Regions from separate parts of the Homo sapiens genome. Here region 1 is linked to region 2. The links are chromatin loops, found by intact Hi-C in ENCODE. Cell type or tissue: heart right ventricle. All regions are shown on one strand. Region 1 overlaps DYNC2I1 (dynein 2 intermediate chain 1). Region 2 overlaps NCAPG2 (non-SMC condensin II complex subunit G2).

Region 1 (2,500 bases), 170 kb after region 2:
TGTGAAGAACAAAGCACAAAGCTTCCACAGTGTGGAAGGGGACCCAAGCAGGTTGCCACTGCTGGCTGGGGGTGGGGGGAGGGGGGCCAGCTTTTATTCCCTTATTTGGCCCTGCCCACATCGTGGTGCGTTTACAAACCTTTAGCTAGACACAGAGTGCTGATTAGTGCATTTTTACAGAGTGCCGATTGGTGCGTTTACAAACCTTTAGCTAGACGCAGAGCGCTGATTGGTCCGTTTTTACAGAGTGCTGATTGGTGCGTTTACAAACCTTCAGCAAGACAGAGTCCTGATTGGTGTGTTTACAGTCCTTTAGCTGGACAGAAAAGTTCTCCAAGTCCCCACCCACCCAGAAGCCCAGGAGGCTTCACCTCTGGGCACCACTGAACTCTAGCCTGGGTGACAGAATGAGACTCTTTAAATAATAATAATATGGCTGTTGGTGGTGATGCTGAGTCAAGAGGTCATAAAGCAGGCTGCTTACTTAGCTCTGGGTGTGGGAGGAGCGGGACTTCCTTAGCTCCAGGTGTGTGTGAGGGGGGCGGTGAGCCGGACGTCCTTAGCTCCGGGTGTGTTTGGGGGGGGCGGTGAGCGGGACGTCCTTAGCTGGGGGGGGGTGTGGGGAGAGCGGGACGTCCTTAGCTCCTGGTGTGTGTGGGGGGGGCGGTGAGCGGGACGTCCTTAGCTCCGGGTGTGTGGGGGGAAGGGGGACGTCCTTAGCTCCCGGTGTGGGGGCGGGGGGGAGCGGGACGTCCTTAGCTCTGGGTGTTTGGTGGGGAGCCGGACGTCCTTAGCTCCGGGTGTTGGAGGGTGTTGGAGGGGGGAGCGGGACGTCCTTAGCTCCGTGTGTGGGGGTGGGGAGCGGGACGTCCTTAGCTCCGTGTGTGGGGGTGGGGAGCGGGACGTCCTTAGCTCCTGGTGTTGCGGGGAGCAGGACGTCCTTAGCTGCGGATGTGGGGGAGAGCGGGACGTCCTTAGCTCTGGGTGTGGCGGGGTGGGGAGCGGGAAGTCCTTAGCTCCCGGTGTGTGTGTGTGGTGTGGGGGGAGAGGGACGTCCTTAGCTCCGGGTGTGGGGGGGGGAGCAGACGTTCTTAGCTCTGGGTGTGGCGGGGAATGAGACGTGACCACTGTCACATTTCAGTGGCTCTGGGCCTAAACATTTAAAGGAGCTCACATTCCTCAGATTAGTTTCTTTTCTTTCTCAGTGTCATGCAGGGAACAGGATGACGATGTGGACGTCAGCGCTATACCACTGGGTCCATGTAGATGAATGTCACAGGGTTGGGCCGCGGTGTCTCTGTCATGTGGGGACTCAGGCTGGAGAGTGCCTTTGCTGCTTTGCACAGAGCTAGTGGTCATCCTGAAGGTCCAGAATGGATTTATGGCAGTGTCCCTGGAAGGAAGAGTGGATTTAGAAACATGTTATAAGCAGAAATAGTAGTATCTGGTGACGCTTTCCTCTGTTTATTTTTTAATAGAGATGGGGTTTCGCTGTGTTGCCTGGGCTGGAGTGCAGTGGCAGTTATCACAGCTCACTGCAGCCTCGACCTCCTGGGCTCAAGTGAGCCTCCTGTCTTAGCCTCCTGAGTAGCTGGGACTGCGGTTGAATCACCATGCTTGGCTGATTTTTTTTTTTGATGGAGATGGGGTCTTGCTGTGTTGCCCTGGCTGGTCTTGAACTCCTGGGCTCAAGTAATCTTCCTACCTCAGCCTAGCAAAGTGTTAGGATTACAGGTGTGAGCCACCATGCCTGGCTCAAAATAACTTCTTTTAAACATTTCTTAATGTTCAATTAACTAGTTCAAATCAGTATTTAACTTTAACCTCTGATGAGTGTTTTCTAAAAGAGGAGGCTGGGTTAGAAAGCAAGGGGAGAAGCCCACTGCCCACAGGTGGCTGCAGATGCCAGTGGCACCTTCTCGCTGGAGTCTGCCCAGCTGTCGGAGGTTATGTGGCAGGAACAATGAGCGTCAGGTCCAGGGGCTTCTGCTGTTTGGCTTACAGAGCGCGGAAGCCCTCACACCCACTCGTAGTGGGGGTCGGACAAGATGGCACAGGGGTGGGGTTTGCTTTCCATCTGGGCTGTGAGTGTCCTCCCTGAAGTGAGGTTTTGGCTTCACCACCTCTGATGGTGCACCTTGGAGGTGATACCACCTTGGAAGTGATTTCAGCCCAGGTTTACTTCTCCTTGGATTTCAGGATGAGATGAGAGTGGGGAAAAGAATTCCCTTGAAGCCCTGCATTGAGGGGAAGGGGAGTTAAATCAGTTTCATCTGTTTTATTCGGGAGGCAAATCAAAGGGATGTAAACATTGTTCAGGGTTCTTACTGTACAGTTCTCAATAGAATTTTGTTATGAAAAGGTTCTAGATGATTTAGTTGATGTAAATCGAGCATAAATCGAGGGACAGAGGCCCTGGGGAGCTGGTGCTGGGCAGCCGCTCATCTCCTGTTTGCTTGCCATGTGCATGAAGGATGCTGGCCCAGGACAGGTGCTTGCA
Region 2 (2,500 bases):
TCCTGCTCTCCTAGCTCCTCTCCTGCCCTGGTGTTTGTTTTCTCCTCTTCTTAGCGCTCCTTCATTTTTCATCTAGCTTTTTCCACCTCCGCTTGTTCACTTCTATCTACTCTCTTTCCTCGTTTCCTTGACCCTCCTCCCCTTCAATTCTCCTCTCCATTTTCCTTAAGCCTTTGCCTGTCAATCACATGCAAACACAGACCAGCTCTCAAATGTTTGACCTTAGACAGTATCTTGATCTACCTATAGACCCGACATTCAATCATGAACAATTGAATAATTCTTTACGCCTCAATTATGCAGAAAAAATAAGTTAATGGCCCGCTTAAGTCCATTAATGGTAATTTTCCAGTATATCAATGGACAGTTTTGGTGCTGGGGTCATTCATCTGGGTGATGGACCACAGCTACTGTGTTCAAAGATCAAGAGGTTCTATTCAGGGCAAACTCTGGTGACTGAAGGTGACCAGAGAAATGACTGGGCTGATTCATGACGCTTACATCAGGAAATACTAGTTGACTGATGGTTAGGGCACAGAAACGAATCAGGACCCACCCTGCCCTGAGTAAGTTCACAGTCTAGGGGCAAGAATAACAACCTACAGATTGTTAAAATCTATTAGAGGTGTATGCTGAAGGATATAGCCTGAAGGAAAAGAAATAGCTGCCCATCCACCTATGTGACAAACTAGGATGGGCTGCTAACTCCTTCCTGAAAAATCAACCCTGAAGAAATGAGAGTGAGAGAGGTTCCAGTAACAAACTATAGCAACAAAATGAGACACACACCCAGCTTCACTGAAGGCTGTTTGGAGCTGGGGATGTGAGAAATGAGTGGCTGTTGCCTAGGGCACTGAAGAGCTGGCTGGAAGGGCAAGGAAAGGATGGGGGACAAAAGCTGTTCAAATATCAAAATGTTCTACCTCTCCCCAGCATGGCCTTGGGGTGGTCATTGCCTGGCATTGCCACGACATTAGCAGTGACGGCCCAGGCCTCTAGGGCCATAGGACACTGGGCAAAGGCAGGGCAACACAAAAGCCCAGCAGTTAGAAAGAACACGTGCAGACTAGCGAGCTGCCTGTGGGCATCCTTCCACAACCACCTCCAGCCCCCGGATGCAGAAGCTGTGCAGCCCTGTGCTGTACAGAGCGCACCAGGATGAGGGGCCGGTGGGGTGGACATCCTGCAGGGCCTCTCCTCCCTGTGTGAGTGCCCTGGCCACCTGTGCCCCAGCAAGGTGCCTTTTTGTAGTCTATATGCCCAGAGGGAGGTATCCTCTTGTGACTGGCACAATGTGTATGAAGCAGGGGAAGTCTTGTTGCGTAGCAAAAAACTTGGTAGCATAAAGCAACAATTTTACTGTATCTCATGAATCAGATGCTCACTCTTGGGGACACATGCCTGTGCTTAAGGTGGCAGCTGGGTGTTGGATGTCTGGCACTTTGGTGCCCACTAATGAGGTCTCCCTCTGCAGTCTCATCCTCCAGCCTTTGTGTGTGGTCTCTCTCTCCAGCAGAGGGTGATCCTGCACTTCTTACATGACAACCACGGGCTCCGAGAGGAAGTAGAAGCTGCCAAACTTTCTGAAGGCCACTTCCTCAATATTCCGTCCGTCAAAGCAGGCACAAGCCCAATCCAGATTCAAGAGGAGAGGACATAGGCTGCAGAGGGTTATTTAACAGGATTATCCACAATGTTAAATTTCCTGATTTTGAGGATTTTAATGTGATTATATAACAGAATATCTTTTAGAAAAATACGAACTGAAATGTTTAGAGATAAAGAGGCACAATGCCTACAACTGACTCAAGTGATTCAAAAAAATGTAAATACAAAGGATGATAAAGAAAATGTGGCAAGTGGTAAAAACTGGCAAACCTGGACGTAGGGTATTCAGGATTCCTTTGAATTCCTCTTGCAACTTTTCTTTTAACTTAGCAGTTATTTCAACAGGAAAGAAATTACTTCTCCACCCTAACCCTGCCACCCTCCTCCTCCTAAGTCCACACCCTTAGCTTCCCAAATGTGCCCTGCCTCAGGGGCTCGGCCTTTCCCATTCCTTTTGTCTAGAATCTTCTTTTCCCAAATCTCTGCATGGCCCATTTGGATCTCTGATCAAATATAGTCAGGCAATGCATAGTGATATTTCAGTCAATGACAAACCACATATATGAGAGTGGTCCCATAAGATTATAATGGAGCTGAAAAATTCCTATCACCTAGTGATGTCATGGCTGTCAAAACATCATAGTGTAACAGATTAATCACATTTGTGGTAATGTTGGTGTAAACAAACCTACTTTTTATCATTGTTTTAGAGTATATTCCTTCTACATTTTTTTAAGTTAATTGTAAACTAGCCTTAGGCAGGTGCTTCAAGAGAAATTCCTGAAGGCAATGTTATCATAGGAGATGAGATGACAGCTGCATGTCTGTTATTGCCCCTGAAGACCTTCCACTGGGACAAGATGTTAAGGTGGAAGACAGTGATACTGATGAT

Evidence for each region. A loop is a pair of places that touch in the nucleus more often than their neighbours do. Peaks named below come from ENCODE experiments on the same cell type or tissue, not always from the same donor. Only the 100,000 strongest peaks of a DNase experiment are listed, where the experiment ranks them.
Region 1: a loop joins it to region 2, with 2.0 times the contacts of the local background. A loop is called at or near these places in 34 of 110 quality-filtered maps.

Annotation. Positions count from the first base shown.
Region 1 is chr7:158,863,050-158,865,549 of GRCh38, forward strand. All of the region lies in intron 1 of DYNC2I1 (dynein 2 intermediate chain 1), which reads left to right. Among named protein-coding and RNA genes, the nearest start is that of DYNC2I1, 7.7 kb to the left of the region's middle. In heart right ventricle, no CTCF peak of the experiment used is centred here; a DNase peak (open chromatin) is centred at 992; H3K4me3 peaks cover 1,942 bases; H3K27ac peaks cover 2,500 bases.
Region 2 is chr7:158,694,740-158,697,239 of GRCh38, forward strand. The region is part of intron 2 of NCAPG2 (non-SMC condensin II complex subunit G2); the gene reads right to left. Among named protein-coding and RNA genes, the nearest start is that of NCAPG2, 8.8 kb to the right of the region's middle. In heart right ventricle, a CTCF peak has its summit at 1,516 (motif pointing right); a DNase peak (open chromatin) is centred at 1,552; H3K4me3 peaks cover 284 bases; H3K27ac peaks cover 898 bases.